Regions from separate parts of the Mus musculus genome. Here region 1 is linked to region 2. A link is a loop called in an ENCODE intact Hi-C map of the cell type or tissue named here. Cell type or tissue: heart. All regions are shown on one strand.

Evidence for each region. A loop is a pair of places that touch in the nucleus more often than their neighbours do. Peaks named below come from ENCODE experiments on the same cell type or tissue, not always from the same donor. Only the 100,000 strongest peaks of a DNase experiment are listed, where the experiment ranks them.
Region 1: a loop joins it to region 2, with 4 times the contacts of the local background. A loop is called at or near these places in 1 of 42 quality-filtered maps.

Annotation. Positions count from the first base shown.
Region 1 is chr9:96,673,265-96,677,264 of GRCm38, reverse strand. No RefSeq gene overlaps it. Among named protein-coding and RNA genes, the nearest start is that of Rasa2, 44 kb to the right of the region's middle. In heart, a CTCF peak has its summit at 1,632; a DNase peak (open chromatin) is centred at 1,634.
Region 2 is chr9:96,887,546-96,891,545 of GRCm38, reverse strand. Pxylp1 (2-phosphoxylose phosphatase 1) reads left to right here and starts at 2,072. Exons shown (of 6, transcript NM_001289647.1): 1 at 2,072-2,187. In heart, a CTCF peak has its summit at 2,063 (motif pointing right); DNase peaks (open chromatin) are centred at 1,735, 2,125 and 2,605; H3K4me3 peaks cover 2,548 bases; H3K27ac peaks cover 2,473 bases.

The DNA of each region.
Region 1 (4,000 bases), 210 kb after region 2:
AGTAGACGCCATTCCTCCCCCTTTTAAATTTAGCCATAAGGAAATGAGGTGTTCACAATGTAGGAATTGCCAAGAAGTCTTCCTCAGTGGAACCCTCTTCTTCCGTTAGGAAGCACACAACGCTGAAGACGTTGAGTGGACTTTGAAGATAGCTTTAATAGTTGTTGGTGGTGTTGGTTAGGTGCCAGGACATAAGAAAAACGAAGCAAGGCTAACGCTTTAAGTTTTCAAACTTGAGCAGTTGGAAGAATGGGGCTGCCTACAGACCGCTAGCCACATGCTCAGAGATTCAAATGAGACTGGCACCAAGTCCCTGAAGCACAGCTGAGTTAGGTCCTGAGAATCCAGGAGAAGCAGAAAGCGGTTTGCATGATCCGGAGAGAAACACACCAGAAAATGAGTAATTGCAACCACTGTAAAGTGCTGTGAAGAAGAGGCGCTTACTGCCTGGTGCTAGCAGGCCATGCCCTAGTCCAGTCATTCTCAACCTATGGGTCGTGACCTCTTTGGGGGTCACGTATCAGATACCCGGTGTATCAGATATTTACATTACTATTCATAATACTCGTGAAATTATAGTTAGAAAGGAGCAGTGGAATCACCACAGCATGGGGTCTGTATTAAAGGGTCACAGACTTAGGAAGGTTGAAAGCCACTGCCCTAGTTTAAACCTTAAGAAAAACTGGCCTTGAAGAAGTGACATGTGAGCTGAGTAACAGGTAGCAAGGAGAGGAGTTCTGGGCCCTGGAATGGTGTGTGCTGAGGTCCGCCTCTGGAGAGATCGCCTTGCATGGGAGGCCGGTCCTGACCAGAATGCAGGTGAGCCAGGCTTGAGATCAATAGGGATGACAAAGGGCTGAGATATGCAGGGCCTTTGTGCTGTAGATCTGGGTCTTGTATGAAGAGCAACCCAGAGGCACTTAGGTTAGAGACGTGGCTCAGTGCTTGCCTGGCATGTGTGAGCCCCTGGGTTCAATCCAAAGGATGGAAAGAAGAAGAAAAAAGAAGGGAGAGAGAAAGGGAGAAATAGAGGAAAGAGAAGCCCCCTGAGTTCAAGCCCCAGCATGGTCTACATATTAAGTTTCGAGCCAGCCAGATAGAAAAACCCTGTTTCAAAAAAAAAGCAAGCCACATTGGCTGAATGTAGAAAATGCCTTGGTGGACGGTGATGGCTAGAAACAGCTGTTAGGAAGTGACTGAGCTAAAGGTGATAGTGACTTAGATTGTATGTCTGCAGTGGCAATGGGGAAGAAGGAGAAAAGCTGAGAGAGACTTAGAAGGTAGAATCAGTGGGACTTGGTGTTGGGTTGGATTTGAGACGCTAGGGTTAAGGAAGGACCAGGGATCATCTTTTGGTTTTAGAATGATTCATACCGGAAATGAAAGATGTCTCCCATGAAGCTTATATAAGAAAGAAGCCAGAGTTCCAGAGATGAAAGATGAGTCAAAGAAATGCACCCACCCCCCCAAAAGGGTGACATGTGGAGAAGGCCAGAGCTTAGATGGGAGCCAGAATCTTCAGGACAAACCAGTGTCTGCAGAGATCAGGTTCGTTCAGTGCCCTCTGCTGTAGAATAGCAAAAGCCCAAAGTCTGGGCAATCAGCTACACACCCTGGTCCCCCTAATGGTAGGGCAAGGAAATGGCATGTCAGCCATAGAAGGTTACTCACGTCACAGGAGCAGCCAGGCACTGCCAGAGAGGAGCTGACACATCTCTGAGATGGCTGCTTTCTCTCCTACAGTCAACCAACCTGAGACCACGTACAAGAGGCAAAGAGAACATATTTAATTAAGACCTTTAGCCCTGCTTACAGCTTTCAAATACCCAGACACATAATATACAGGATTCCATCTGTATTCTTGTCCTTTACATTTGAGTTTAGGGAGGGGCCGGCTGTCACCACTCCCACAGACACCAGCTAGCCCTTTCTCCACCGTATGTCTTTGTTCAAGCTCCTGGCCTATTAAAATGGTCTCTTCTGTCCATGGGGTCATTTCTTAACACTTAATATGACAGTTTCTGCACCCCAGTGCTGGTGAGAGACAGACTCAGACCTCTGCATCTCTTTGCCTGGGGCCTCACTGCTACTCTGTGGGATGAAGTCCTTGGTGAGCATGTGCTGTGGACATGAGCACAGCTGTGTCACAAACCCTAATGCCTCAGATGCATGGGAATGATGAAACCTTCCCTTTACCCTTGTGCAGATGTTGATAGTATGAGCAGAAAAGAATGCACTACGGCTTCCTCCTCCCCAGTGTGTACAGCCTGAGACAGCTACCCTATAGAGACCTCCTACCAGGATAAGCTAGATCTGCTTCCTCATTAAGACAGACATACAGACAGACAGATATCCATCTCCTCAATTTGGATGTATAAAATAAATGCCCTGTTTCTGGGCAGCTGCTGGTGTGTCTCCATCAAAGCATACAGCCCACCTGATCTCAGAGTTTCTGTATGCATGTCTGTGTGTCTGTCCTTTCTTCAAAGATCCCTTCATTGTTCCAGTTGGTCAACCCCACAGCCACTCAGGTCTTGGCCTGCTCTCTGGGAAAATCCATCCTCAACTCAGCCTCTGACGTGAAGCAGGACCCTCGAGAAGAGTGAAGCCCAGGGTCCCTTTCCCCAGCACGGTCCTCCAAGCAACTGTATAGTGACATCAAGGTGAGACACCCACCGAGCATACAATCTGCCATCCAGCCTGACCAACATCCCAGTTTGCCCAAGACTGAGGCCACTCCCAGCACGCAGACCTTTTAGCATGAACACTGACAAGTGAGGATGGATGTTTGGTCGTGGAAATGGGAAGTCTCTTTAGAAAGGTGGGGCTGGGGAGAGGAACTAGCTACCCATTAATGGAAGGAGAAGGAATTGGGAACCTAAGTGAAGGAAAAGAAATCGGACCACATGGAAATGCGTCCTGGCTGTACATGTCCAGGCTGGGAGAGAGAGGGGATCCCCATGGGGCCCACTTGCAGACCCTACTGAAGTCCTTCAGTCAACTCACATAGCTCCATCCACTCGCAGTTCTCTGAAGAGCAAGTGGCTTCTGGCTGCCTACACAAGGCACTTCCCCCAGAATTTTTAAAAAGCGCTGGCCTTTCCAAGTCTTCTTAGTATAGGATATCTGTGGGTTTTCCTGCTGAGCCCTTTCTTATTTTTATGAGGAAAACCCCTAAAGTTCCTTCAAAAGCCACCCTGACCCTCTTCTTCAACAGCCCTGCTTTCCAAGCAGATCTGAAATCAGGATCAGGTGACTGGGGCTTGAGTAGGACCTTACTGAGAACTTTCCAGATGCCAGAGACAGAAGGCATTGTTCAGCATAAGGAAAGGACTGTATGAATGGTCTTGTGCTATATGATCAATGACATACTGGATATAGATGGAAGGCCCCATGAGGGTATAATGGAGCTGAAAAATTCTCAGCACCTAGTGACACAGTTGCCATCAGAACGTCAAGGCCAATGTCACTCAGGACTTAGGTCACGCTAGTGTGAGCACTTCTACATCACTGTATACACTATATATACACACCCATATAAAAACAGGGCAACACAATTCTGCGTATTGCACAATACTTGATAATGACCATAAAGTACTAACTGGGTCACTTTTTCTCATTACATGGCCAAATACCAGACAGAATGAAGGAAGGGGGATTTATTTGGGCCTACAAGTTCAGGGGCTAGGATCCACCACTGAAGGAAAGGCATGGGAACGTACGGGTGGTCTGTCCATATCTTGGTGGATCTGGAAGCAGAAAGGTCTCCACTAAAAGCAGGCCTCAAAGGCCCACTCCAGGAGCCTACGTCCAGGCCCACCAGTCTCCAGAAATGGCACCACCAGCTAGGGACCAGGATCCTGGGGAGGACATTTCAGACTCAAAGTGTAACAACTGTGTTGCTGGCTTATGCATTTCCGGTACTGTGCTTTTATGGTGATTTCAGAGTGTGTTTGTGTGTGTCAAAGTTTGTTTTGAGGAATACACCAGTAAGGCCAGC
Region 2 (4,000 bases):
TGCCTCCCCAGCCATTAGCCAAGTGGCTCCAGCTGCCTCAGACAGATACCCTATTTTATCACTGCAGAGGGAGGCTTGCCATTCTCCCCTGTAGGAACCTCTCCTTTTCCCTTCCCTGGAAACCCTTCAACCCTTAAAGACCCTCAGGAAAGGAGGTGGAATGCTTTCTCCAGAGTGGGAAAAATGTCGAAGTGTTCAGGGAATAGAGGTTGAAGGAAAGAGGGAAAGATGATCGTGGTATCCGGTATTAACCTGGATTGTAGGAAGGTGCAACGATGGAAACTCTAAGTGCCGCGTGGAGGAAGATTCAGGCAGAGGAGACCTGTTCCCACTTCCAGAAGAATAGTGGAGAATACCCCAGTCGAGTGGGATAGTGGCAAATTTTTGTAGAGAAATGATGCCCGAGTCACCTTTCATCCTCTTGTGGTCATGTTGAACCTAAGACTGTCTACATATCCCATGGGAAGGGTAAGTAAGTAGCCAAGAAAGGGAACATACGCCTATGGGTTACAGAAGATGTGGCACAGACCCACAAGGGCTCCATCCAGAACAAAATCAGGCCTGGGTAGTTTGCAGAGAGAGGCTGGGTTTGTGGTGGAGGCAGAGTTGCGAGCCTGCGTCGGCTGGAGACTCCCGTGTTCCTGAAAGGGTAGTAGACTTGAGAGAAAGCAAAGCTGAGCATCTGGGGTCAAGTTCCAGGCCTGAAGCTGACAAGCCCTGCCCTAACCCCCTTTTCTGATGTATGTATGTATGTATGTATGTATGTATGTATGTATGTATGTATGTATGTATTTTGCTTTGGGCTAGTGTGGATGGAGTTGTCTGTCATCTGCAGCCTGTGTGACTTGTGAAGGAGTGGAACTTGGAATTAGAGCAGAACTGTCAAGAGTCCGTGGCGAGAAGGAAGAGTCTGTGTTGGATAGGATGCCTGGACTGTGGTGGTCCTTGAGGGCCAGCCCAAGTAGGAATTTAACGGGGAGTGAGATTTCATGCTCACGTATTGGAGAAAGCTGTCGCTAGTACTGAAGGGATAAGCAGGCTGAAGGTGGTGTTGAGCCTGGGTAATTGGGTGAGAGGGATAGTAACTAGTGTCCTCAGGCAAGTGCCAGCTGGCCATCAAGGCATTGAACAGAGAAGGCATTCCAGATGGCTGGACCATGGGGGTAAATGGAATGCAGGCTAGGGAAGTAGAATCTAGCTGATTTGAGGGGAGAAATTGGAGGTAAAAATATGGATAAAATATAAAGTGTTTTGATTTAGTCACTATCGAATGAGTTAGGGAAAATCAAGTGATGCGCTACCCTCAAAACCGCACCTCTTTTGCAGTTGAGAGAGGCACAAGGGTGTCACTGTAGTCCCAGAACTGACAACAAAGGCAATCTCACAATTGTGGTTGGTGAGATCCTTTTTTACAGCATTTGAAACAACAACAACAAAAGACCCACAAACACAGCTTTATAGAACGAGTGCTGCGCGGGTCTTTGGCTGGCAGCCCTGGGGTCATGCAGAAACGCCCCCGTGACACAGCCACGACCTCTCAAGGGTGGATGCCTGCAGGCCTTTAGGGACAAAACTACTGCCAGGTCTAGAGTAGACACAGGCCGGATGTGGCCCGCGCCGGAAGAGAAGCGCGGGACAGGCGCTTGGGTGGAGGTGGCACGGTGGCTAGGATATGCCAGTTTTGAGTCCACGAGGCACCGCAGGACCCACATCCGCAGCTAGATCCGCGGCGCGGAGTTAGGCACGCAGTCACAAAGCACCCTAGCCAAGGCTGGGACGGGTCCAGGGCAGTGTCCTGGGGCCATGGCACCCTCCCGGGTCCTAAGTCCGGCATAGGGAGGAGCATAGGCCCTGTGCGCTCCGAGTGCGCGCGCTTTCCCGGACCCGGACGGCGCGACCGGAGCCTGTCTGGATGACTGTTTGGACACTCCAGGCCATGTGTGCCTCCAAGGCCCGGGATGCGGGTCGCCGCAGCCTGCTGGTCCCGCACGGCCGCCTGCGGGGCGGAGCTCCAGGGCGCCCTGAGCGCGTCGGGCCGGGCAGGGACCCGGCGGTCCCGGTAGGGGGCGCTGCGGAACCCCGAGTTTGGCGGCCTGCGCGCGCCACCGCCGCCTGCACTCCCGCCAGGAGGAGCTGGCTGCGGGTGGAGATCCCTACGCACAGCGACGGAGGCCGGGACCGTAGGCGGTGAGTGTGGTGCGCGCCGGGTCCCAGCGGTTGTGAGGCTTCTCGCAAGGCGGGCTTGTGTCTAGGGTCTTGGGGGGCGACCCCGGAGAGGTGTCCGCGATGCCAAGATCCGGAGGCAGGGGCGGGCTTCCAAGCAGCGGGTGTGAGCCCTGCCACCAAGCTCTTTCCCTTATCTACGCGCTCCCCAGTTGCCACCTCTCCCCATACCCTCCCCGCGTTGGAGAGGGGTCCCTGCCCTCCGATCCGTCTCCCCTTTCTCAGCCCTGCACCCTAGAAGCCTGCCCGCACACCCCCTTTTCTCCCTCAAGCCCTCCCACGCCTACCTCCTCCTGGTTGCCTGCCGCTCGCCTCTCCCTCCCAGCTCTGCTCCTACGGTCCCCGCCGCCACCCCAGCGGGGTCCCATTCTGCCTAGGCGCTCCTGCTGAACGACTCAGCGGGAATCTGAGCTCCGGGGTCCCCCTTCTCCCGGCTGTCCCATAGCTGCAGTGTCCAGGTAAAAAGGGGCTGCAACTTCAGGGCCTGCCCCGGGGGTGGGGCTGGTGCTTCGCCAGCTACCTGCTGCCTGCGGCGCAGGAACCCTGGGCCCAGCCCAGGGCCACTTCACGCGTGCAGGTTATGCTTGCTCAGTGTTCTGTTTAGGACAGTGTGGTTACTTCTTTGCTTGCTTTTGCTTGGTGAACTTGGATAGGTTGCGATTTCTTAAAAAGAAGCCGGCTTTGCTACCCACAAATATGGAGCAGGTTTTCTTTGCTGCTGTGACTGGCTGTCAGTAGTACCTGTGGATCGGGGAAGATTTAGCTATGCTGGGGAAATGGAGCCACATCCCCACTCTCTCACCACAGCTCTGGGAACGTAACTGTCCCCTCTAGGGTGGGCCCGTGTCTTTGTGGAAAGGCAAGGATGCTTCCTAAACATTCAACAGGTAAAAACCAGTTAGGAATCTGGATCAGATCTGGTGTGGATAGGGAAATGTGGGATGAGTGAGTGATCAAGGAGGGGCTCTGGGAGAGTTCCATGGCTTAGGGACATTTGTTGCTCTTTGCGGCAAGTCCCAGGCTGGACCCTGACTATGGACTAGACAGTGATGAGCCCAGCCTACCCTCTGGAACTGTCGGTCGGGCTTGGCACCAGCCCCCTCCTCAGAGGTGTTGGTGCCCTGTGGTGACATCTGTGGGAAGAGGATTTAAAGCAGATGGCTTGGAAAGCCTCATGGTCCCCGGAGAGAAGTGGAGATGGCATGGTGACAGCCCAGCGTGTGCGTTCACCCCTTCCCTTCTGGGGTCTTTCATTAAATCTTAGATTAAATTAATTGCCTAGTCAGAGAAAGAACATATAAAGGGTATTTCTCTTTTAGGATTGGCTCTGGGCCAGCCTGCCCTCACAGATACCTTGGGAGGCTGCAGATGGGAACCCGTGGCAGCGTGGACCGCCTGGAGCACAGCACTCTGGGCTGTAGGACTGCCCTGTCTCTGTGGTTTCTCTTTGATGGCTCTGGTAGTGATTAGTTCAATATTCCTTTTCTATTGAATAGATAAGTAATTAGCCAAGAACACAGTGGGGCTCAGTAGGGCCCTTCTGAGTGTTCTCAATTTCCTGTATGAATCTTCCTGTCCTCACAGTGATAGGCTGCTCTCAGGAGTCCTTCTGGCTAGGATTGAATACCTGCAGGGCTGGGGTGACCTTTAGGACCTGGCCAGGTGCCCCTGCCTGTTACTCAATGTTTATTTAAAAACAAAAACAAAAACAAAAACAAAGCAAACTTCATGTATCTGTCTTGAGCCCACAACCCATGCCTTCCACTGGGCTGTAGTA